Linked DNA regions of Mus musculus: regions 1, 2, 3, 4 and 6 are each linked to region 5. Evidence: chromatin loops called from intact Hi-C (ENCODE). Cell type or tissue: heart. All regions are shown on one strand. Region 1 holds the start of B230206H07Rik (RIKEN cDNA B230206H07 gene). Region 2 has its middle 12 kb from the start of B4galnt4. Region 3 has its middle 2.5 kb from the start of BC024386. Region 4 overlaps B4galnt4 (beta-1,4-N-acetyl-galactosaminyl transferase 4). Region 5 holds the start of Scgb1c1 (secretoglobin, family 1C, member 1). Region 6 overlaps Gm51459 (a long non-coding RNA gene).

Region 1 (4,000 bases), 520 kb before region 5:
CTGTCATTCCTCCAATTACCTTGAGAAGTCAACTATTTTATATCTTTTTCTAAGAAAGACGGGAAAGCCTCTTCTGAGTGGTATAGGAAGCCCTGTGTTTGAATGGCCTGCTGTGGGTGGTCAGGAGGTTGGCAGATCACAAAGACATGCTTGTCCCCAGACAGAGATGGGCCTTGTTCATGGAAATATTTGTTGGTGGTGGAGCTAGGCACAGAGCAGTAGTCACAGCAGTCCCACACACGAAGAGCTTATTGGCTAAGTAGCTTAGAAACCAACTCTAGGTTTGGGGGTTTTAAGTTCATTCTTCGTTCTTGTCCAGGGCAAATCTACCCAACCTATGGACAGACCCTCTTCAGCTGGGTTCCCACAGGTAGGGCAAACCTTTCCCATTCCTGCTGACTTGCTGGGTAGGGATCAGGGAGAGTTGTATTATAATTAGGAAAGTTGCACTTGAACCCCAGCCTAGGTGACCTGGGTTCTTTGTGTCTCATTCTTTAGTCTAGACCAGAGTGAGGTCACCCAATGCTAGAGATAGTGCTTGCTGCATGGTTCTTGTTTGTTATCTCTCATTTGCAGGCCCCGGATAGTGACATCCAAAGAGGGAAGAGTAAGTAGTTAGGGAAGGTCCCAAGCTAACTCGCCCTGGGGCTGTAACACTTCCATCTCTTCACTAGGTGCCTGTGATGGGTGGTCCTCTGCTATTCTCTTTGAAAGGTTCTGAGGGTTCAGGACTTAGCTCTGTTGGCAGAATGTTTCCCCTCTATCCCCAGCAACACATTAAACTGGGTGCCTGCCTAGAAGCCTTCGAGGCCATCCATCAGCCACATCAAAAGTATGAGGCGTGTGCTATGTGAGATTGTGCCTCACAGAATTAATAAGGAAAGCTGTCTCAGCCTTTAGGGATGGTTATTGCTGCAGAGGACCAGGGTTGGGGTTCCAGGACCCACAACTATCTATAACTCCAGTTCCAGAGAATCTGTCTGGCCTTTGTGGGCACGGCACACATGTGGTGTATATGGTGTACATACATGTAGGACATGTACAGGCAAACATTCATACACATAAAGTAAAAGCAAGAAAATCTAAAAAATATTTAAAAGTAAAGATTTTTGACAGTTTTTTTCTTGTTTGTTTGTTTGTTTGTTTGTTTGTTTTTGTTTTTTTTAACTCTGTAACCCTGGCTGGACTGGAACTTGCTGTGTCGACCTACTTCTAATTCACATAGATCTCCCTCCTGCCTCTGCTTTCTGCTTTCTGTAATTAAATGTGTATGTTACCACACCCAGCTCTCTACTTTTTAAAAAGGACCTAGAGGTGGTAGAAGGCCCTTGAGAGAAGAAGGGACAACTTCCAAGAACTCAGAGGCCTGAGCCAGTTGTTCAGCTGGGGCCCCAAGCACATGGGAGTGAGGAGTCCAGAGCTCCTGGGCAGGGGAGGCTGCTTGGTCTGGAGCCGCCTCAGCTCTGTGGAAGCCACAGTAAGTGTAGGCAGATGGGGAAGGGCTAGGAGGGTTAGATGAAGCAGATACAGGTTCTGGAGACTCCCTAAGGGTGGCGCCAACCATCTTGGAGAGAAGACTGCTGGAAAGACTGGGTCCTGTAGGGCTTGTCTGAGCTGAGGGGCTGGAGCCTCTGAGACCTGAGGCCAAGTCTGGGTAGGTGGTGGATTAGTTGAGGGGCACAGTCTCTTCACCTCAGTCTCGGCACAGTACGTTGAGGATTCAGGTGATCCTTGTCAGGATTTGACTCACTAGCAATTTGGAATGCAGGACAGTCCTCACACCAGATACAAGGTATCTAACAGTCACCCAAAGATGTATAAGGAGCTACCAGCAGATGGCACCAAAGGCTTGCATCAAAGGAAAGTCTCTGGCCAGTCAGGCAGATACCTGGGTCTCTCTCCAACTTGTCAGTGAGGTCTTTCAGGCCCCAGGTCTCTTTTTGACACCTCCCTCATCTTGGAACAGTCTTCTAAATAGTGCCTCTATCTCCCTCTGATTCATGCTCCTGGGCCAGCTGAACTCTGCTCCTACTCAGAATGGGACCTTTGAAAGCCACCCGGTTGGAAGGTTTTGGGCTGTCTAGACACCCTCTGGAGTCCCTCCCAGAAATGTCCTTAGGGCCATTTTGGATGGGTGTGGAGGTGAGAGGTGTCCCCTGGCATGGCCAAAGCACTACCTGTGTGGGTGGGTTGCTCTCTACTGGAAAGATCTTTGAAGGGCATGACCAGGCTTGGTGGTCTACAAGTGGGATCCCAGCACAGAAGGCTTAGGCAGGATGACGATTCAGAGTTCAGGGCCAATGCACTATCCCAGAGAAAAGGAGCAGGAAGAAGAGGCAGTTTGGGTGTCAGAGCACTTCTACCCCAAGAAACAGATATCTAAGTTGCTAGGAGACATCTGGTTTATTGACATAGCTGTGGAGTCCCCACTCTCATCTCTGGGTCTGGGGCTCCATCCAGAGCTGGGAAACGCACCAGACACCAGCGAACAGGCTGGTGGAAATAGCCAGAGACATCTGTTATCACAGGCTCTTTGGGTGGGATGGGACATTTGAAGTCAGAACCTATGTCTGGTTCATTCTTAGGTCTCAAAGAAGAAAGAATACAGCATACTCTATACCAGCAGGTCACCCAAGGCCTCCTGTCCTGGAGCCCCTGACCAGGTTGTTCCTGGGATGCTAGCAGCGTGAAGGGAGTGGGCAAATATGTAGGCAAGGACACCAGGCTGGTCAGCTGAGGGCTCAGGCCCATCCTGCAATTGGGGTACAGCGGATGCAGGAAAACGTGAATGTAGAAACAAGCAACACAAGGGAGAGCTGCAGAGTCGGGGCCCAGCATTGTAAGGAACAAGGACCTTCATGTGCACCAAGAAGACCAGGGGAAGAGGCCTTGCCCACCGGGAGAGTCCTGGGGCCTTGGCAGCAGGTTGAGAAGGGACTGGCACTGCCAGGTACAGGTTTGGCTGAGGCTGGCCTTGGTTTTGGAAGAAGAGTATTGGGTTGGGGGTAGGGCTCGGGTGGTAAAAGAGCTACCCACAGGTGTAGCTAGGCTCATACACAGGACTCTGCCTGGAGGGCAGGTAAGCCAGTTACACCCAGCCCATCTATGTCCTTGGTATAAAATAATACACATATAAAAATAATACTCCATGCATTTGGGTTGGGCCCATTACAGGTGCGGCGCCCCCTCTGACTCTGGTGAAGTGTGTTGGCTGGTATAGCTGTCCTCGGCCCTCCTGATCTTGCTCATGAGCTTCTCCAGTTCTGACCCACTTTGTTGTTTCTAGGAAAAAGAGATTGGGCCTCAGCCGGGAGGTTGGGGAATAAAGAGGGTACAGGACAGGGCCCTGCTGTTTCCTGTTTTTCCAGTGACCCCAGGTGCAAGTGCCTAGGAAGGAACTCAGAAGCAGGCAGGAGCTGCTCACCTCCAGGAAGGCCTTCTGAACCGTGAGCTGGCTGTACACGCGACTGCCCTCTTCCCCGCACACTTTTTTCAGTTCCTCCTTGTTGAGGGAGAAGAGCTGGGGTCCAGTTAAGATGCCCAGGTTCTCCACGATCCTAGGGGCAGGTGGGTGTGAGGGCGGGGCCGTGGGCGGGACACTGTCCTCCAGGCTCCGCCCCACCGGCTGTACACACGGGACTCACCTGGCACTGAAGGCCTTGGCTTCCAGCCAGGCGCGGACCTCATCCGGACCTGACTCGAAGGTAAGCGGCAGGTGCACTGGCTGGCTGCGCTCCACGCGGAAGTTGCGCTGCGGCTGTGTCTTGATGTGGCTGATCTTTTTCATGAGCTCGTCATTGACCTCGTCCATGTGGTGGATTAGCTCTGTGGGGCGCACGCTCTCAGCCCCTTCACTCGACCCGTTCTCTGCCTCTTCCCCACCCTCCGCATCCTATCAGCGCCCTCCCCTGCCCCTCCCTACACTTCTAACCCCAAAGTGGATCTACTTACCTTCTTTGTTCCCTGCGAAAATTGGGGGCAGTTTGTGGGTGGGGCTGGC
Region 2 (4,000 bases), 200 kb before region 5:
AAAAAAGGATGGTTGTGGTGTCTCACACCTTTAATCCCAGCCTTTAGGAGGCAGAGGCAGGCAGATCTCTTGAATTTCAGGCCAGACTGGTCTACAGAGTGAGTCCAGGACAGCCAATGGTTCTGTTACATACAGAAATCCTGTCTTGAAAAATAAAACAAAACAAGACAATAATTAAAAAAAAAAATGGAATCAAGGGCTGGAGAGATGGCTCAGCGGTTAAGAGCACTGACTGCACTTCCAAAGGACCTGGGTTCAATTCCCAGCAACCACATGGTGGCTCACAACCATCTGTAATGGGATCTGACGCCCTCTTCTGGTGTCTGAAGAGAGTGTACTCATATAGATTAAATAAATAAATCTGTTTTCAAGAACAATGGAATCAAGGCAAAGGGTAGTCCACACTTGTAACCCCAGCATAGCCAGCCCCCCAACCACATAGACCACCCCCCAACAGTAACGATTTTACGAACAGTATTATATGTATAGAAATCCCAAACACATAATACGCAGTATGAAGCCAGTTTTGCTTTCCTGTGATGTATTTGTTGCTGTAATATTCATGCATTACTCTGTGTGTGGTGTATGCATATGGTACATGTATGTGCATGTGATGTGTATGTGTGTGCATGTGGTATGTATGAGTGCATGCATTCTCAGACATAGAGCCAAGGGAAGACATCAAGTGTCTTTCTCTGTCATTTTTGTCTTTTTCTCCTGATCTCTTTGTGAACCTGGAGGCTGCTGGGGTTTGTTTGGTTTTGTTTGTTTGTTTGTTTGTTAGTCTGACTAGCCATGGAGCCCCAGCCATCCTTCAGTTTTTGCCTCCCACCCCCTCAGAGCTCAGGTTACAGGCCTGGCTTTTAGGGCTTCATGCTTGTGCAGCCAATGCCCTGACTGACACCCGTGCTGACTCCCAAGCTGATGCACTATTTTTAACCGAAGTCCATGGGTCTATTCATATTCCCCAGTTTCTTCATATTTCCCCATGTTCTCCTCTGCCCCAGATATCTGTCTAGGCTCTTCCATAACTCTGAGTCACCACAACTCCTCAGGCAATGACAACCTGTCTCTGATGACTCAGGTGGTTAAAAGCATGGCAGGTCAGTCTGTACTAGGGCTTTCCTCCACCCAGGGCTGCCCATAATTTTCCTCAGGGTGGGACTGAGACAGGGGGCTTGGGCAATGTCCCCAGGTCACCTTTGGAGTCCTCACTGTCAATCTGTTCTGCTCCGTGGCTCAGGACTGCTGATGTTGATACTGCACTGTGTTTGTTGTGCCTCTTCAGGATGGTCACCTCTGCTTAGCTCTGGGAAAGGAACAGGAAGAGTGGAGGTTTAAAGCCTCAGCTGGAACCTGCGCTGCTTCGGTGTAGGATTCTTTGTGAGAGCCTCATTGCCATCCATTGATTTAGTCACACGGGCTGGACTCTGGGATACTAATTTCATACTTTTGGCTATTCCAACACACACCCTTTGCTTATCTTTGTTGTTGCAATTGTTCAGCTTTGACCACAAGAGGGCTCTTTTGTCTGGGTTCTGTATTGCTTTGACATAATGTGTATGAGCGTTGTTTTTCTGAGTTCTTGATTTAGGCATTTTGGCTCATCTTTGGGCCTTTTCTGGCCTAGAACCTGCCACTGGCCCCATTTCTCTGTTTTGTACCTAACTAGTGGGTCTCTTTTTCTGGAGATGAGTAGGTTTGCGGGGGTGGGGTGGGGATGGGGTGCCCAAACTGCCTGTGGCTACATCCTCTCCATCCCTAAGCTCCTTACACTCTGCTCCGGACCCTAGGGCCAGCAGGACCCTGACTTCTCTTCCTCCATGTTGCATTTCTACCTATCTTTCAATTACTGTTCCTGGCTTTTGGCTTCAGTATAACCAGGAATGCCTGACATTTGGAAGAGAAGTAAAATGGACATTTGGATGAAACTCGGGGGCCTGGAGTCCTGTGGAACTGAAAGGGACAGCTACTGGGGCAGCCCCTCCTTGAAATTGAGTAATTTCACCTGCCCCTCCCCTCCACCCCCGCCGACTGTTCCCGCCGCTGGGCTACGCCCCTCTGCCCATGAATTCCGTGTTGTTAGAATGGCCACCAGGTGGCGCCGTAGACTGCTATTTGGACCCTGAAGTGCTCAGGTCCTCGCCCCGGGACAGGATCTACGCTTAGGAAGCCAGAATGCTCTGAAGAGGTGTTGGGAATGGGTGGCACATTTTCTGATGTGCTTGGCGCCTGGTGAACAATATCGGGAGGCTATGTCTATAGTATCCTCGAGTGCAGAAGTTCCTAGTCTCCAGGCAGCAGGAAGGGACAGGGTCCGTGGGGCGGGAGGGCAGGGGGATGGGAGAACGTGGCATTCTGAAAATTGCGCTGTAGGTCAAAGAAGGGGTGCGTGGGAATGTGTGGGGAACACACGGAGGCAAGGAAGGGGCACACAGGGAGCAAACCCGTTTGGATAAGGGCGGGGTGGGTGAAAGCTGGAGTTGGAGAGCTGTAGTGCACCCGGGTATGCAGGGACGTGGGAGGACAGAAGACTGGCTGCTTCCCAGCTTCCTGCCTCCTCTCTTCCGAGAAGTGACAGTGCCTACAGGGTGGAGCTAGTTGGGAAGGGGACCAAGCCAATGGGGGTTGAGGGAAGGAGATCTTAGAGAATGGGGGTAGGTAACCAAGCGATGACGGCGGGGGGGGGGGGGGGGGGGGGCAGGGGCGGGGAAATCCCTGAAGATGGGGAGGAGCAGAAAGAGGCCTGGGACTGTGGGGAGTACAGCATAGAAGCTGGGAAGAGGTCGAGAGAGATCCAGGGCTAGGTCTAGGGGTGAAGGCTTCTGGAGCGCTAACTCTACAGAGAAAGAAAGAAGGGCCCAGAGTACAGGAGGCAGCGCCACCCTTTTTCTCCCAGGAAGAATGTCCACTCTGTTTGTCCGGACCCAACTTCTGCCCTTGGCCTAAGAGACTCTGCCTGCCCTTTGAAGGACTGTGACATGTAGTTAGGTGCTCACTCCTCTTGGGGTTGGGGGGAGCCACATCTTTTGGCTCTCACTCAAAGATTCTTGTCTTCTGACACCTTCCAAGGACCTGGCAAACTCCCTGTTAACTTGGAGTCGGGTGGGGTCCATATATCAGACCGGAAGCCCTTGCAGTTGGAGATGTGGTGGCTCCCACAGGGGGGCTGGGATGGGAGTTGTTTCAGACTTAGGCCTCTCCAGGGCTGTAACTTCAGAAAGGACTCTCTGGCCTCTTTCCTTGCAGGCAGGAAACCACAGTGTCTCTTGGGAACCATATCCTTCGCACACTGAAGCAGAAAACTGTTGTGGCCACAAAACTAACTAAAGCTAGTTAGCGTTAGCACACTCTTTGCAGCAGCCTTTATCTTCCACTAACAAGTCACCCCCTATCTCTTGGTGCCAGCCTTAGAGCTTACCACCACTATTCACAATCGAGAGTCTATGTCTTTTGCTTTCACAGACTTGTGGTTCTTTGTCTCAATGGCTTGCCTACCATGCACCAGGCCCTTGGTATGATCGTCATGACAGCACAAAGAGGGTGTGGCAATAGACACATTGAATTCCAGCATTTGGGGATTTCTGCCCCACTCCCTCCCATTTAGCTCCGGAGTAAACAGCTCAGAGGTATCAGAATTTATTGACAAGCTGCAAGCCTAAGCTACGCAGGTTCTGGAATTATTATAACCCTGCTAGGCTATTAACAACCAGATAAGTGACCCATTATTTGCCAACTGAATCTTGCTCTGTTCTTCGTGTGTCCTCAGTGGGAGCTTCTCTTGGCCACAGGCTCATGGTCCATCCTCCCTCGAGGTGTCGTAGTGACATTCTTCTTCCACATCCTCTGTCCTTCCTCTCGTGGTCCCTACCCTGAGACCCTCCTTACTCGATCTCCAGTCCGACCTTCCTCTCTCTCCTGCCCAGTCACAGGCTCTAGCCTTTTATTACCCAATCAGAGATTGTTGGGGACATTCTTTACAGCACATTGGTTAATACAG
Region 3 (4,000 bases), 59 kb before region 5:
TGCTGGGCACCCAAATTTTTTTTTTTTTTTTTTGGTTTTTCGAGACAGGGTTTCTCTGTATAGTCTTGGCTGTCCTGGAACTCACTTTGTAGACCAGGCTGGCCTCGAACTCAGAAATCCGCCTGTCTCTGCCTCCCAAGTGCTGGGATTAAAGGCATGCGCCACCACGCCCAGCTGCACCCAAATTTTAAAACCTTTTTAGTGTTTGATTTTATCTTTTAAATTTTATTTATTTATTTATTTATTTATTTATTTACTTATTTACTTACTTACTTACCTACTGTCTTAGGGTTTTACTGCTGTGAACAGACACCATGACCAGGGCAAGTCTTATAAAAAACATTTATTTGGGGCTGGCTTACAGGTTCAGAGGTTCAGTCCATTATCATCAAGGTGGGAGCGTGGCAGCATCCAGGCAGACATGGTGCAGGAGAAGCTGAGAGTTCTATGTCTTCATTTGAAGGCTGCTAGTGGTTGCTTCTAGGCAACTAGGGTGAGGGTCTTAAGCCCACACCCACAGTGACACACCTATTCCAACAAGGCCACACCTCCAGATGGTGCCACTCCCTGGTCCAAGGATATACAAACCATCACACTTACTTAGTTGGGGGGGGGCATGCACAAGCCATAGCATAACCTGTGGAGGTCAGAGAATAACCGTGGGAGTCTGTTTCCTCCCTCTGTCAAGGCGCTTCTTAGTAGGGACTGAACTCCTCACTAGGCTGATCCATCTCGCTGGCTGCTGTTTTATAGGGTTTGGGAACAGGATCTCCTGCATCCTCATGCTCTCTATGTAACCGAGGCTGATCTCGAACCTATGATCCTCCCCAGTGCTGGGATAAGGACACATCACCACACCAGGTTTATATAGTGCTGGGGATGAAATTCAGGGGTTTCCACAGGAAATCGCTCAACCGACGGATCCTGCCTCGCTCCCTAGAAAGGCCCATCCTATTGTGGGCGTCTCTGTACGTGCTCAGTTGCTGCTTCAATGTCACAGCGCCTCGGTGTTTGGGTTGTATCAAGTAGGACTCACATCTCGATGACTGGTGGGCATCTTCCTTTGCTGAATGCCTGTTACTCTTCGGGTTGATTTGACAAACTCTCTGACAACAGTGGCTTAGAAAGGAAGCTCTTACTTTGGCTCAGAGTTGGAAGGTACAGACCATCATGTTGGAGAGGGATGACAAGGAAAAGGAGGCAGCTTGTTATGTGAATCCAGTCAGGAAGGAGAGAGACATGACGCCCAGCTGCCTTCCTCCTTCATCTGGCCTAGGGCCCCAGTCCATAGGAAGGTGCGGTCCACACTCAGAGCAGATAGATCTTCCTCCTCCTCCTTTAAACCATTCTAGAAACATCTACACAGACAAACCCAGAACTATGTTTCTACAGTGGGTCCAAATCCAGTCAATAATTAAGATTAACCGTCACAATGAGGAATAATTTTTTACACAGTAGATTTTACAGTGTAAATTGGAAAGTAGCTGATTAGTTTTGAATCCTTGGGAAGCACCAGGTTTTTAATTAATTATGTACCTATTGTATACGTCCACATGTGTGGGCACACACACTGTATGTCACTGTGCACACCCTGAGGCCAGAAGAGGGCTTCGGACCCCTCTGAGGTGGAGTTACAGGCAATCGTGAGGTACCAGGCTTGTTACATGGCTGCTGGGCTCTGAAGTCCAGTACTGGTGATTGTGTGGCAAACGTTTTTAACCAGAGAGCCATCCATCTCTCTAGCCCAACCATCGCATCTTTATGTAAATGAAAACAGTGATGTGAGACGTGCAACAAGCCTCCGGCCTATAAATCTAGCTGTAAATGCCTCCAGGAGAGCCTGCTGTGCCTGAGGCTGCTCTGCACAGCCTCTGCTCGGAGCATGAGCGTCCCCTACAGCTGACCTCCGGGTGCTGCTGGCTTTCTTCAGATCCCACATTCTGGAAGCCTGTTTTACGGGATACAGATAGAAAGAAGCCCAGGGTAAAGTGCACAGCAGGAGACGACCAGTGACCTCTGGACACGTGCATTACCTTCCCCAGCAGCTCCTGTACTTCCAAATCTGGCCACAGGGTGGTGCCCTGTGTCCACGATTGTCCTCCCAGATCTCCAGGGGTCCCGCATTCAGAACACCCTTTTACAGGAAGGGTGTTCAGACTAAAGGCCAGGGTAGTGACACGTGCATACGTTGTGTGTTTGAATGCTAACGGCTTGAGCATAAGGACACGCTGTCCACCACACACCCAGAGAGGCACTCATGTTCAGGCCAAGCTACGGTCGGCCGGCCTGTACTAAGACTTCTCGATGGCTCAGTTTTCTTGGCTGCTCCTCGAGGCCTTCATTTCTATTCTATACTGCACGTCACTGTTTTCTTCTTCTTTAAGTATAAGGCAGACCAGGGAGGAGAGGCAACCACTCTTGTACTCAGAGTAGCGGGATAGAGACCACGTCAGTGGAGGAATGAAAAGGGGTTGGGTTGTGCCTGGAGAGTTCTGGAAGGCCAGAAAGTCTGGGGAGGGAGTGGAGGGCTCTCAGTGGTGTGACCACCTGGGCTCTAGGGGGACCTGTGGATTCTCTGTGCACTGGCTACCCCCCTCCAACCTGCCTCACTGAGGCCTCGTCCACCATGGCTGGGCTAGGAGGTGTCGGATATGGATCTTTCCGCCCCATATCCCATTTGCAGTGCTTCTCCAGTGTTGCACAACATGACCTGGGCTTGCTCCTACTTCTGTATTAGTAATGGGGAGCAGCACTGGTCCCACGGAAACACTTTGCCCTGTCTTCACAACCCGTCTGTAAGCCTAAACCTTCTCTTAAAACAAAGTACCAGAGAGGGCTGAAAAGGGAGAGATTCAGCTGTCTTGACACTGCTAACAGAACTTGGAGCCGCTCTGAGAAAGGTGACCTGATCCGGGCCTAGGGCAGTCTTGCAATCTAGAGACGGCCCTGCCAACAGCCAGTCAGAAAATGGCCCGAGCCCAGAAAGGCAGAGACGGAGGCCTCCTCCAGAAGCCGGCCTGGACAGGTTAGACACAGGTCTTATTTGTGAAAGAGGAAATGTCCGTGGAAGACTGAACAAACTGCTCAGGCCTACAGCCTTATCCCCACAGGACCCCAAGGCTGTAATTAAAGGTTTAGGTGGAAAGGATTACAGTGAAGGAGAGGAAGAGGCCCCCCACAGCCTGAGGCTGGAATCTGGAGCTCAGGGCTGGGGGAAATAACATTCAATTAACCTCCCCATCGGAGCCCTCCCTCTGACCTCCTTGGACGCGTCTCCTTGCTGGACTGGACTGGGCCTACTGGGTAGGTGGAGCTTAAGGAGTCCCACATCCACAGCCAATTCTTCTCAGGAAGAATAAAAGTCAAGTGCCTAGTGAAACATTCCCTTCATTGCCGTTTCTAAACAAAGGAGGGCACAGTGGTCTCCAGGAAGGGTGGTGACCTGGCTAACTTTAGGGGTGCATACAATGGCCAAGGACAAGGCTAAATGCCCCGTGACCACATTTCCCATCTTGGGCTCACACCAATATTGTCTGAAAGCAACTATGGGGCATATTGGGCTGTGGCCTTTACCAGCCATGACAATTCCTTCTGATAATGAAACATTTTCCCTGAAGATAACCCAGCTTTTATTACCTAGTCTAGGTTAGGCCTGGTATATGATACAGTGTATGATCATCCATACATCCTTACATCTTCTTGCCCAACTGACTACCCACGCACTTATCATCCATACATCCTGACTGCCTACCTCGATGAACATCCTGCTAAACCAGAAACTGCTCTAAGTCCTAAAGACTCAGCGGAGAACGTGGAGGTCCTACCCCTCACAAACCTTCTCCACTAGTCAAGGGAGCACATGGCGGAGCAAGATACACTTCAGACGCCATTTGTGACCTGAACAGATATGAGAGAATAGAAGGGGGTGACCAGTAAAAAGCGCTAGTTGTGTGCTGACAGTGTTATGGATGCCAGTCAGGCCTCGGAGGCTGTGGGGAGA
Region 4 (4,000 bases), 230 kb before region 5:
AAACATAAGCTACAGGCAGGAAGTGGGTGTTGGGGGGGCGGGGGGCGGGGAGAGCCTGCATTACCCACAGCTACCCTGGTAACCAGAGCTCCGCCTCACCAAGAGAACACTCACAGAAAACAAGTCAGAACTAAAAAAAATATTTCATTTCATTCTGAATAAAAAACAGAACAGACAGAACTCTTGTAAATTCTGAAAACAATGTCGTCGCTACGGAAAATTTCACAGAAATCATCAGGGGGTGTGGGGACCAAGGTGCCTGCCCTGCCACGAGCGCCACCTATCTGCAGTCCCAGAGGAGGCTTTTAGGGACCAGCACAGGTGGTGGCAGAGCCTGAATCAAGCTCAGGACGCAGCTTCTACCTGCTGCACCAAGACCCGGTGGCCCAGAGGGCAGCTAGGTCTTCAGGATCGCTGTGCGCGGGCACCTTTGCGGCTGCGTGTGGCCCACATGCCTCGCTTCGAGTGATAGTGGTGGTAGAAGTGTCGCAGTCGAAGCCTCTCCACCTCCAGCCCTGCCTGCAGGACCCTGGGAGGAGCGGGTGGAACGTCAGAACCCTGGCTCAGGTGCTGTGGCTTGGGGCTGCCCTGGCGGCTGCAGGAGGCCGGGGGTGGGGGGTGGGGGTGGGAAGGGTTCAATGCAGGGTGGGTGGAAGGGATTTTGTGGGTCTCTAAGATCCTGGCAGGTGGAGTTCTGTCATTCCATCCCCTCAAGGGAGGATGATGAGGTGTCTCAGTGTGAGGGAGGGGAGGGCAGTTACCTGTCAAGAAGTTCCCAGTCCTCGCCTCCCCACTGGTCACGGAACTCCTCAGTGTTCATGCCTCCTACTCTGTCAAAGTCTGATTTGTAGATCCCAAAGAGGCCAAATCCATTCACTTCCCAGTAACCTTGAGGTGAGGAGGATAAATAACCATTAGGGTGTGGTCCCTAACATTTTCTCCCTAGAGGACCCTGGGAGGAATTCTAAGAAGCCTGATTTTGGAGACCCTGGGTGGGAGGGAGTGCCTGGTATTTGCTAATAACTAGAGAGCTCCTAGGTTTATAGACGAACGGGTCTTATGTGTATGAATAGGGTCCTATTCTTACCCAGGAGGTCAGGTTTGGAGTTTGCCCTGGTGGTTGTGAGAACCTGGGGCTCCCCAGGGAACACCCAGGTCCTTACCATGTGGGTCCCACGGTGAGCTTCCACAGCCCAGACGCATGACCACAGGGGCGAAGGCCAGCTTGCCCTCCACGCAATGCTTGCGGATGCTGTCCAGGATATTAGGTGGGAAGTGGATGTGCAGGTCACAGAGGAAAACGATGCTGCTGGGGTCCTGTAGGTTGGGAGGTCTGAGCCCTGCTCACCTCCCCAAGGTGAGCTCAGCACCCTCCTTTCTTTCCCCTAAGCCCTTGACTGGCCCACAGACCTCCACGGCATCCACTCCAGTTTGCAGGCCTGCAGAGCGCTCGAAGTTTCCAGTTCGTTTCAAGTACTGGTACCTGCAAGAGGAAAGGAAGGTGGACGGCGGCGTCAGAATAACTCATCTCCTGTAAGAGGAAAGATCCTTGGTTTTCCCGAAATGGTGGTAAACATCGTTACCGAGGTAGCTGAGCCGCACGCAGGGCCCGCTCCACATCCATGTCCTCGCTCTCAAAGTCCACCAAGATGATGTTGAAGTACGAGTCCCCCGTATGCACATGCAGCGCGGTCATATCTGCCAGGAACTGCACTACCCAGCGCGCCTGATTCTTCACTGGAAGAGGGGATGTCACTGAAGCAGCATGACTGGACCGAATGGTTCCCACCTCCCACCCCACCCCCGAACGCCTCATAGTGGCGCACATACCTGGTACAATGAAATGAACCATGACATCCTGACGCCAGGCCAGATGCAAAGGCCGGCAGAGCTCTGGGCGACTGTCTGGGTGGATCGAGGCGGCTGGAGGCGGCTCGGGACTTTCTCCATCTTCGTCCCCAACGCGGGCTCCGGGCAACCGCAGGAAGACGTATTCGGATAGGCGCTGGCGGCTCCCTCCGCGCTCTTGCAATTCCAGTTCCAGGAGGAAGCGGCTCCCGCGTGCAGAGTCGCGGCGCTTCTCCACGTTCACGATGCGTAGAAGCGAGAAGCGCCTGCGAGGCAGGTGTGATTAACCGAGGGTTGTAGCTCTGCTCAACTGCCTCCCCCTTTACCCCGAGAACCACGCGACTGTACTCCCCAGACCGCAATACCTGCAACCCGTTCTATCGCTCCTAAACACAGGTTGACCTTCCCACGTCTCAATTCCCCAGCCCAGCAGGAAATAGGAAAGGCTACACTAGGGGTCGCTGTGAGCCCAGGATTGTCAAGTTCTCCCAGATGTCTTCCTCTGCATGATTTTCTTTGTCCTGAGGTGATGTCTCAGTCTTCTCCTATGGTTAGCATCCCACAAGAACCACCAGGAAGCTGTTAGTTCTCCCACGTGTACCCCTCATACCCGGAGCAGGCCCCTCATTTTGTCTCAGGCCTTAGGCTATTTATTCTGCTTCCCACCCTCTGGTGACAGCTAGCAATCCCCCTATGGGATACCATTGGCATGACCTGAGATGGGAGTCAGCCATACCCAAATCAGGAACTTTCTATCCCCAACCAAACACTTTAGGTTACTCCTTGGGGTAAGCTACCCACACCATAGCACCCAGATGTGCCTATGACCACTCAAGGTGGACAGTCCTATAAAGAGACCAAGAGACTGCCCCATAAGCTGCTCTCAAGAGAACTGCCCTCAGGGTTGGGAATTTAGCTCAGTGGTAGATCATTTGGCCTAGCAAGCACAAGGCCCTGGGTTCAGTCCTCAGCTCTGGGGGAAAAAAAGAGAGACCTGCCCTCTGAGCCACCTAGGTCTGTCCAACATAATCACCAGTGGTGGGAAGGGTCTCCTGGCCCCTTTTGAGGGCTGTCAGGCTCACACCCTCTGGAGCACATCTGTGTACAACCCCTGTCCTGTTCAAACCTTTGTGTGGAGCTTGGCTCTCAACACTGGCTGCCAGATACCTTGTCCTGATATCTGTGCGTTCATCAAAGCCCTAAGAAGGTTTTCCCCTTCCTCCAACCCCTGTCCTGTTCAAACCTTTGTGTGGAGCTTGGCTCTCAACACTGGCTGCCAGATACCTTGTCCTGATATCTGTGCGTTCATCAAAGCCCTAAGAAGGTTTTCCCCTTCCTCCAACCCCTGTCCTGTTCAAACCTTTGTGTGGAGCTTGGCTCTCAACACTGGCTGCCAGATACCTTGTCCTGATATCTGTGCGTTCATCAAAGCCCTAAGAAGGTTTTCCCCTTCCTCAAGGCTGACAATGAACAGAACAGTCTCATAAGAACTCCCTCAAAATGGGGTAGAAACAAGTTTGAAGCCTGAGACCTAGGAGGCCAAAGGCTCCCTTGAACTAGACACAGTCCCCTAGTTGGGACCCTGCAGTGCTCCACAGGTAGAGGTCATGACACTTTAGTGTCTCTGGTTCCTGAAAAGGTTGTCTGCCCACAATCTGGCTACTCCTGACTACTGTCCCCGATGGTTTGGGTTCATCCCTGGGTCTAGGTCTAAGGTGGCAGATGTGGGAATTGGCAGTGAGGAGAGATGAAGTCAGTCTTGAGGGGGGCTCCAGAGAGCCCTTCAACCTGGATAAGTAAGACAGTAGTTACAGAGAGGGAGAAGGGGCTCAGAGAGTTGCTGAGAGCCAAGGAAGTTCTGCGATCCCTGCAGACACCGGCATGCCTTCTCTTCAAGCAGCCGTCTGCCCCGTACCCGCCATGCTTTGCATTTAGCCGCTCCATGTACTGAGCCACTACATCCACCGCTTCGGCCTCAGGAAGTTGCAGGTTCCCGGATACGTTACAGCGCAGGTCGTTCCAGTCAGAGCGCAGGAGCTCGAAGTCCATGGCGCCCACGCTGAACGTGCGCTGCCAGTTGATGGCATCCTCCCGCCAGCGACCCAGGGGCCGCCCAGCGGCCGGCTCCTCCTCTTCCTCACTGTCTTCTGAT
Region 5 (4,000 bases):
CAACCGGATCCCCCAGTCCCAGCGGCAGACAGTGCTGTGCACACCAGTGGAGGAGACAGACTCCTGAGCATGGTGACCCACCTCTCCTAGCACCCTGGGGAGGGGCTGTGTGCACATGTACTGCCTAGGTGGGATGTAGTTCTTTTGGGGTGGGGGAAGCAGTTCTAAGAGACTTTGGAAACTTCTCTGCGAGGTCTCCATCTCTGCTGGCTGATGGAGATCTGGGGATCGGGGAGGACTGGTGATCCAGCACCAGGAGGGTCTCGGAAGAACTGCAAACATTCGGGGATGGGAGTCCCAGCCCGATTACCAGCAGCTTGACCAGTTGCTCCTTATGCACAGGCTGTAGTTCATCGATGCAGGACTTGAGCTCGCTCAGCGCTGACTTGGCCATGTCATTGACATTGTACTTGCCCAGGGGCCCTTCGTAGAGTTCTTCCGGGGTCCCCACCAGGAGTGTTTGCAGGAATTCCATGAAAAACTCATTGTCATCCTCTGCTCTAGTCAGCCCTGTGTTGCAAAGGGGATACAATGCCGAGGGAGGGACTTGATCTCCTGTCCTTGTCTTTCTAGCACTCCCAGGTCAACCTGCAGATCCCTTCCCCATCACCACTAGTGGGAGCTGCTGTGGTTTCCCCCCTGACTTCCTGACCTCACCAGGGAAGAGAAGGGGGAGTTCTTCCCCTGGGCTAACTGGATCCAGAGGGTCAGGTCAAACCGGATTGCTCCAGGGTGGGCGGCATTGGCCTCGGTGGTTAGTTAGTGTTAGGTCAGGGTGGGTTGGGAGAGAACTGGTGTCAACAGATTTCCTGCACTTAGGGGGTGGGGTCTGTGACACTGGTAGGCATTGCCCACCTGATCCCAGGATTTCAGCCTCTTGGGGCCCCTTACCTACCGAAAGTGCTAGAAACAAGGCCCAGACTTACCACAGACGCAGAGCAGGCTTAGGGCCACCAGCAGAAGAGCGCTGCTCCCTTTCATGGTGACAGTCACAAGAACTGCTTGGGGGATACCAGGCTTTTATGCTGTAGAAGGTGGCACCTTGCCCGGGGGCGGGGCATACCTCTCAGGACCTGGCAGGACAACTGGGCCAGGCATGTCACTGTGCTCCATTAGGTGCCAAGAAGTGCCAAACTTGAGTGGATCATAAGGGGGCAGTTGGCAAACATGTCGGGGTAAGTGGAATACATCCTGGTCTGGGTAAACTTAGTGCTAGTTAACAGGGAGGAGTGCCAAAGGTCATGTGTGACCTCCCCGGTGCTCTGACAGCTTCTGGGATGCGTCTAGATCTTTGTGGTTGGGATCCCCCCCCCCCCCCTCCACCTGTGCTTAATGAGCTGCCTGTCCTAGTCCTCAGGCTGAGGCCACCCTACTGCTGCAGGTGGGAGAGGAGCCTGGGAACATGAGGTCAGAGGGGTGGGGGCCTCCCAGAGTGGAGGATGCTGAACCACCAGGAGGTCTGACGTTTGGAGGCAGTGTCCCGTGAGGTTGGGTGGCCTGAGAAGAGTTGCAGCTGCCTGTGGTCTCGCCTTCTCCTATCCTCTACTGCCACCTGGCGGCTTGATGGTTTTTCTTACACGGTGCTGGTTGCAGATCCGCCTGAGAATTTTGCAAAGCAGAATCCTCCTACCCCCTGTCAGAGTGGGTCTCATTATCCCATGTCTGAGCAGGGCATGATGGTGCCTTCATTACCCTACCCTTTCTTTGATTATACTTAGCCTTGCATATGCTCTGCCTGACATAGCCCCCAGATCCTTGCTCTAGCCCCTTTCAAGAACTGTTCCAGTGTTTGGGGTTCTTGCCTTCTTAGACTCCTGCCTATAATGAATATTCTCTAACCTTTGTTAGCATGAAACTAATCTATAGTGATGGGACCTGTTTCTGTGCATAAGTCTATGAATGTGGGACCGATTGTACAGTGCAGCGTCTGTCACCACAGTCAATAGGAGAGCAGATCAGCCTCTTAGTGCAGTGGCGCTCACCTCGGGTCATCTTTAACCTGTGGTTCTGGGGGCTACATAGATGGCTTAGTGAATCAGGGGGCTTGAGGCCAATCATGGCAACTTGAGTTTGATCTTCAGAGCTCACCTGATGGAAAAAGAGAACGGACTCTTGCAAGTAGCATCTCCAGGGGCTTGGCCTGGACACCTGTTTTGAGACCCCCCCTTTCATCCCCCCAAAATTCTGTCACAGAACTGACTGCTCCTTTAAAGACTCTCTGGCCCAGCTTCTGTCTCTTTACATTGTCTGCCACTGGGGTTCCATGTGGAACAAGTGGCCCCTTGGCCTCCCTTTGTGGGATCCAGTTGGCAGGTATTCCTCTTGCATTCCTTAGATGCTCAGCAGCACAGGCTGGCCAACACTGCTCTGCAGGTTAGCCAGGGATCGGCGTTTGGGACTCTCCATGCTGTGTGCGTCTGTTTACTCCTCCTGTCTCACTGTAGCAACCTCACACCCTGAGCACTTGTCCCTTGTCCTCTCCCCTCTGTGGTCTTCTGATGCCACTTCAAGGTTGTCTTCTAGTCATGGGCTATGTTTTCAGCAGTAGTCCCTCTCATTCCATCTTATACACCCTCTGACCATCTAGTCCCTTGAGTACCTGAGCGCTGCAGTCATCTGGGATCACACTTCCTGGCCCACATCATGTCCAGACACCATCACAGTTACTCCTTGGTCTACACCATCGGCCTCCGACACTGTCTTGTTCTGGTTGGCCTTTGTCAACTTGACATAAGCCTAGACGTATCTGAGAAGAGGGTATCCCAGTTGAAGAATTGCCTCTATCAGATTGGTCTGTGGGAAAGCCTGTGGGGGTATTCTCTTGATCACTGATTGATGGGAGAAGTCTCAGCCCTCTATGGGCAGCACCACCCCTAGCCAACTGTCCTGGGTGGTATAAGAAAGCAGGTTGAGCAAGCCATGAGGAGCAAGGCATTTCTCCATGGCCTCTACTTCAGTTCTTGCTTCAACTTGCCTCAGCGATGGACTGTGATGTAGAAATGTAAACCAAAGGGACTTACATGATTCTTGTCATTGTGTTTTAGAACAGCAGTAGAAAGCTAACTAGAACACATGTGTTCTGAAAAGGCCCCAACACAGGCTGAATTCATACAACCAGGAAACTATCTAACCAGCCTCACAGGGCCACAGCCTTGTCCTAGGTGCTGACAGCTTCCGAAGATTGCTGCAAAGGTTCTCACACCCTGTCGGGGGTTCAGTCATACTCTGTCTCCTCTTAGTCTCAGTACCTCAGCCCTTATTTCACAGACATGGAAGTCATCAGAAACAACAACACTACAACTCAGGCAAACTCCAAAACCCTGCAAACCAATCACCTAACCTATTACCCTGTCTTTATAAAGCATCTACTCCTTCATGTTCGCACCGGTCTTTATACAGATCTACAGCCACGTGGATCGTTGTGCAGATCCCTCCATGGCTACATTTGATCACCTCTTCCTAAGTCAAGGTCTTTGCCACAGCGTTCTGCAACATCAGTGGCTTTGTCTCTTGAGTCCCGGTAATCAGCCTATGTTTTTGTTCCTATACATTCATGTTCAGGCAGAACCTGGGCTGGGTGTCCATCAGCTCCCTGCCATCCATCCTTGCTCGTTCTGGGAGAATCTGGGCACTCTCTGGGTTGGGTTTGTCTCCCGAGCACCAGTGGGTCAGAAACAAGGCAGATAGATTTGGGATCTAAGTTTAGTTTTTAGTTTTTATTTGTGTGCATGTATTTGTAAGTGCGCGCACACAGACACAGACACAGACACACACACACAGAGACACATACACACACACACACACACACACAGGCGCATTCACACCCACAGAGACAATAAGAAAGTCGTTGATCCCTTGGAGTTGGAGTTACAGGTGGTTATGAGCCACTTGATGTGGGTGATAAGACCCAAATTCTGGTCCTCATGATTGAGCAATAAGTGCTCTGAACCACTGAGCAATCTCTCCAGACCCAGTTGTAAGTTTTTATGCTCTCTCTCTC
Region 6 (4,000 bases), 330 kb before region 5:
GTGCACACCTTCAGTCCCGGCATTCAGGAGGCAGAGGTAGGTGGATCTCTACAGTTGGGGTCTACATAGTGAGTTGAAAGATAGCCAGGGTATGCAGAAAGATTCTGTCTTTAAAAGGAAGAAAGGAGGAGGGGGGAAGAAGAAGGAGAAGGAGGAGAAGGAGAATAAGGAGGAGGAGAAGAAAGAAGAAAGGAAAAAAGAAAGAAGGGAAGGGAGGGAGTGAGGAAGAGGAGGAGGAGGAGGATGGAATAATGAGACTATGGTTGATCTTTTATTTTTCCTCTTATCAAAAGATTTAACTTTGCTCTTTGTCTCGGGCCTGAGTTCGTAGGCGCAGCCAGCCTAGCGAGGTCAACATGCCGGTCGCCAGAAGCTGGGTTTGTTGCAAAACCTATGTGACCCCACGGAGACCCTTCGAGAAATCGCGTCTCGACCAGGAGCTAAAGTTGATTGGAGAGTATGGACTCTGGAACAAACGTGAGGTTTGGAGGGTCAAGTTTACCCTGGCCAAGATCCATAAGGCGGCCCGGGAGCTGTTGACGCTGGACGAGAAGGATGCCTCTGTTTGAAGGCAATGCTCTCCTGCGGCGGCTTGTTCGCATTGGGGTGCTGGACGAGGGCAAGATGAAGCTGGATTACATCCTGGGCCTGAAGATTGAGGATTTCTTGGAGAGGCGGCTGCAGACCCAGGTCTTTAAGCTGGGCCTGGCCAAATCTATTCACCATGCCCGTGTGCTCATCCGCCAACGTCACATTAGGGTCCGCAAGCAGGTGGTGAACATCCCATCCTTCATTGTTCGCCTGGACTCTCAGAAGCACATCAACTTCTCCCTCCGTTCTCCTTATGGTGGCGGCCGTCTAGGGCGAATGAAGAGGAAGAATGCCAAGAAAGGCCAGGGCGGGGCTGGAGCTGGTGATGATGAGGAAGAGGATTAATTAATACTTGGCTGAACTGGAGGATTGTCTAGTTTTCCAGCTGAAAAATAAAAAAGAATTGATACTAAAAAAAAAAAAAAAAGATTTAACTTTAACTTTTAAAAGATATTTTAGACTTATTATTTTGTGTCTACATGTGGTTTATATGCTTGTTATATATGTCTGCTCACCTCATACATGCTTGGTGCCTGAAGTCAGAAGAGGGCATGCAATCCCCTGGGACTGGAGTTACAGATGGTTGCGACCCACCATCAAACCCGGATCCTCTGGAAGACCAGAAAAACTCTTACCCACTGGCCTGTCTCTCCGGCCCTTAACTTTAAAAGATTAATTTCTATTATTTGTAAGGGTGTGTATGTGTGTGGGTGTAGCTGTCTGAGGCCACACATGTTAGATTCCCCGAAGCAGTTAAGTTGTCTGGCAGCAGTGTGGGAAACAACTTGAATTCTCTAGAAAATCATTAAGTACTTCTAACTACTGAGCCATCTCTCTAGCTCCTTATTCTTATTTATTTATTTATGATTTTGTGTGTGTGTGTGCCATGTGTGCAGGTGCCCTTGGAAATCAGAAGAGGGTATGGGGACACCTGAGCTGTACAGATGGTTGTGAGCTACCCTCAGTGGGTGCTGGGAACTAAAGATGGGTCCTCTTAGCAGCTGAGCCATCTCTCCAGCCCCTATTTTTATGATTTGTACATGTGTTCTTTAAGATTTATTTTAGCATGTGTATCATTCCTATCTGAAATATATATTTTAAAGATTTTTTAAAATTCTATATATGGAGCCAGGCGTGGTGGCATATGCCTTTAATCCCAGCACTTGGAAGGCAGAGGCAGGCAGATTTCTGAGTTCCGGGCCAGCCGGGTCTACAAAGTGAGTTCCAGGACAGCCAGGGCTATACAGAGACACCTTCTCTCAAAAAACAAAAACCAAAACAAAACAAAATTCTATATATATAACTGCACTGTAGCTCTCTCAGACACACCAGAAGAGTGCATCAGATCTCATTACAGATGGTTGTGAGCAATCATAGGTTGCTGGGAATTGAACTCAGGACCTCTGGAAGTGCTCTTAACCTCTGAGCCATCTTTCTGCCCACCCCCACGACCCCCATTTCCCCAAAAAGTCTTTTTTAAAGAAAGCTGTCTTATTGGATTTCAGAGGGTGATAGCCCCGAAATGTTGAGAGCAGGTGTGTTCTGGTTTCTTGAAAGAATACCTTTCCACATCTCCAGAATTCCACAGTCCCACTATAGCAAATACCACTCAGCTCAGCCACTGGAGAACAGCTGTGGGTGCTGCCGTGGCCTCTGTGGACCATTCACCTGTCAAGCTGAGGATCCTCCGAGGTTTCTGATGGATCGGGGCATGAACTTCATGATTTATTTCTAGTATTCCCACTTTCACGGGCAGCCTGGGTGGGTTTTCAGCGACGGACCTTTCCTCTCCTGGATGTTCAGCTTCATGTTCAGCAGGACTCATCGTCCTTGAATGTTGCCAGCTGGCGTCCACTAGAGGGAGCCAGAGCCCTTTACAGCTGGTCCTGCTCCTGAAATGGCTTCATTAATAGTAAAGAGCACAGAAGCAGCGCTGTGTTGCATTTTTTCTTTCTTTCTTTCTTTCTTTCTTTCTTTCTTTCTTTCTTTCTTTCTTTCTTTCTTTCTTTCTTTCTTTCTTTCTTTCTTTCTTTCTTTCTTTCTTTCCTTCCTTCCTTCCTCTCTCTCTCTCTCTCTCTCTCTCTCTTTCTATTAATGTTTAAATTTTTTTCTTTGTTGGATATTTTCTTTGTTTACATTTCAAATCTTATCCCCTTGCCAGGTCTCCCTCCAGAAACCCCCTATCCCATCCTCCCTCCCCCTGCCTCTATGAGGGTGCTCCCCCATCCACCCACCCACTCCTGGTTTCCTACACTGGCATTCTCCTACACTGGGACATCGAACCCTCACAGGACTAAGGGCCGCTCCTCCCCCCTGATGTCCAAAAAAGCCATCCTCTGCCACCTAAGTGGCCAGAGCCATGGGTCCCTCCACGTGCACTCTTTGGTTGGTGGTCCAGTTCCCGGGAGCTCTGGAGGGTCTGGCTGGTTGACACTGTTGCTAACCCCCATGGGGCTGCAAACTCCACCAACTCCTTCAGTCCCTTCTCCAACTCCTCCATCAGGGATCCCACACTCAGTCCAATGCTTGGCTGTGAGCATCCGCCGCTGTATTTGTCAGGCTCTGGCAGCAAGCACTTCCCGGCATCTACAATAGGGTCTGGGTTTGCAGTCTGTATTTGGGATGGATCCCCAGGTGGAGCAGTTTCTGGATTGCCTTTCCGTCAGTCTCTGCTCCACATTTTGTCTCCATATTTCCTTCTGTGAGTATTTTGTTCCCCCTTCTAAGAAGCACTGATGCATCCACACTTTGGTCTTTCTTCTTCTTGAGCTTCATACAGTCTGTGAATTGTATCTTGGGTATTCCGAGAAGTACAGTTAAAATTTGTGAACTTCAGATTTTAACATGCCATTTGTTACATTGAGGACTTGAAGCTGTGTTTTCTAAATTTATTTATTTATTTGGTTTATTTATTATTTTACATAAGAACACTGTAGCTGTCTTCAAACACGCCAGAAGAGGGCATCAAATCTCATTACGTGTGGTTGTGAGCCACCATGTGGTTGCTGGGATTTGAACTCAGGATCTTTGGAAGAGCAGTCAGTGTTTTTACCCGCTGAGCCATCTCTCCAGCCCCTTCTAAATTTATTTGTATTTTATGTAATGAAAATCAAATAACAGCATTGTATAATATTCCTCTACAACTTGTCAGTAATTTGGATTGAATTGTTAGTAGTTACTTCACAAAGTCTGCAAATTGCTGTTTAGGAATTGTTAGGTGAAATGTGTGCAGAAGAGGCTTGCTGGTTGTCCAGATGGCTGAAGCGTGGGATGCTGCAGGTAGCTCTGTGTAGCCCTGCTGTCCTGGAACTCACTTTGTAGACCAGGCTGGCCTCAAACTCAGAAATCTGCCTGCCTCTGCCCACCAAATGCTGGGATTAAGGGCGTGCACCACCACTGCTTGGCGAAT

What was found. Peaks named below come from ENCODE experiments on the same cell type or tissue, not always from the same donor. Only the 100,000 strongest peaks of a DNase experiment are listed, where the experiment ranks them.
Region 1: a loop joins it to region 5, with 3 times the contacts of the local background. A loop is called at or near these places in 2 of 42 quality-filtered maps.
Region 2: it touches region 5 in a loop (8-fold over the local background); 35 of 42 quality-filtered maps call a loop at or near these places.
Region 3: it touches region 5 in a loop (7-fold over the local background); 40 of 42 quality-filtered maps call a loop at or near these places.
Region 4: it touches region 5 in a loop (3-fold over the local background); 25 of 42 quality-filtered maps call a loop at or near these places.
Region 6: a loop joins it to region 5, with 4 times the contacts of the local background. A loop is called at or near these places in 24 of 42 quality-filtered maps.

The regions. Positions count from the first base shown.
Region 1 is chr7:141,361,405-141,365,404 of GRCm38, reverse strand. It overlaps Eps8l2 (EPS8-like 2), which reads right to left. Exons shown (of 21, transcript NM_133191.2): 18 at 3,952-4,000; 19 at 3,645-3,825; 20 at 3,425-3,557; 21 at 2,389-3,282. The coding sequence ends at 3,169. B230206H07Rik (RIKEN cDNA B230206H07 gene) reads left to right here and starts at 295. Exons shown (of 2, transcript NR_033532.1): 1 at 295-370; 2 at 3,369-4,000. In heart, a CTCF peak has its summit at 1,832 (motif pointing right); a DNase peak (open chromatin) is centred at 1,814; H3K27ac peaks cover 1,096 bases; H3K27me3 peaks cover 2,833 bases.
Region 2 is chr7:141,046,530-141,050,529 of GRCm38, reverse strand. No RefSeq gene overlaps it. Among named protein-coding and RNA genes, the nearest start is that of B4galnt4, 12 kb to the left of the region's middle. In heart, CTCF peaks have their summits at 1,498 (motif pointing right), 2,097 (motif pointing right) and 3,103; DNase peaks (open chromatin) are centred at 1,429, 2,109, 2,559, 3,069 and 1 weaker place; H3K4me3 peaks cover 1,408 bases; H3K27ac peaks cover 1,347 bases; H3K27me3 peaks cover 868 bases.
Region 3 is chr7:140,901,505-140,905,504 of GRCm38, reverse strand. No RefSeq gene overlaps it. Among named protein-coding and RNA genes, the nearest start is that of BC024386, 2.5 kb to the left of the region's middle. In heart, no CTCF peak of the experiment used is centred here; DNase peaks (open chromatin) are centred at 2,094, 2,964 and 3,274; H3K27ac peaks cover 827 bases; H3K27me3 peaks cover 433 bases.
Region 4 is chr7:141,068,525-141,072,524 of GRCm38, reverse strand. B4galnt4 (beta-1,4-N-acetyl-galactosaminyl transferase 4) reads right to left here. Exons shown (of 20, transcript NM_177897.4): 14 at 3,764-4,000; 15 at 1,831-2,114; 16 at 1,584-1,737; 17 at 1,411-1,483; 18 at 1,164-1,317; 19 at 762-888; 20 at 125-529. The coding sequence ends at 406. Among named protein-coding and RNA genes, the nearest start is that of Pkp3, 9.2 kb to the left of the region's middle. In heart, CTCF peaks have their summits at 279 and 2,297; a DNase peak (open chromatin) is centred at 2,334; H3K4me3 peaks cover 1,184 bases; H3K27ac peaks cover 270 bases; H3K27me3 peaks cover 3,737 bases.
Region 5 is chr7:140,842,558-140,846,557 of GRCm38, reverse strand. Scgb1c1 (secretoglobin, family 1C, member 1) reads right to left here and starts at 993. Exons shown (of 3, transcript NM_001099742.1): 1 at 927-993; 2 at 311-510. The coding sequence starts at 981. It overlaps C330022C24Rik (RIKEN cDNA C330022C24 gene), which reads left to right and starts at 869. Exons shown (of 4, transcript NR_045717.1): 1 at 869-1,175. In heart, CTCF peaks have their summits at 607 and 1,558 (motif pointing left); DNase peaks (open chromatin) are centred at 637, 1,147 and 1,447; H3K27me3 peaks cover 3,353 bases.
Region 6 is chr7:141,174,821-141,178,820 of GRCm38, reverse strand. Gm51459 (a long non-coding RNA gene) reads left to right here. Exons shown (of 3, transcript XR_003946684.1): 3 at 1-174. It also overlaps the pseudogene Gm5905. Among named protein-coding and RNA genes, the nearest start is that of Gm51459, 6.8 kb to the left of the region's middle. In heart, CTCF peaks have their summits at 2,438 (motif pointing right) and 3,573 (motif pointing right); a DNase peak (open chromatin) is centred at 2,440; H3K27me3 peaks cover 1,046 bases.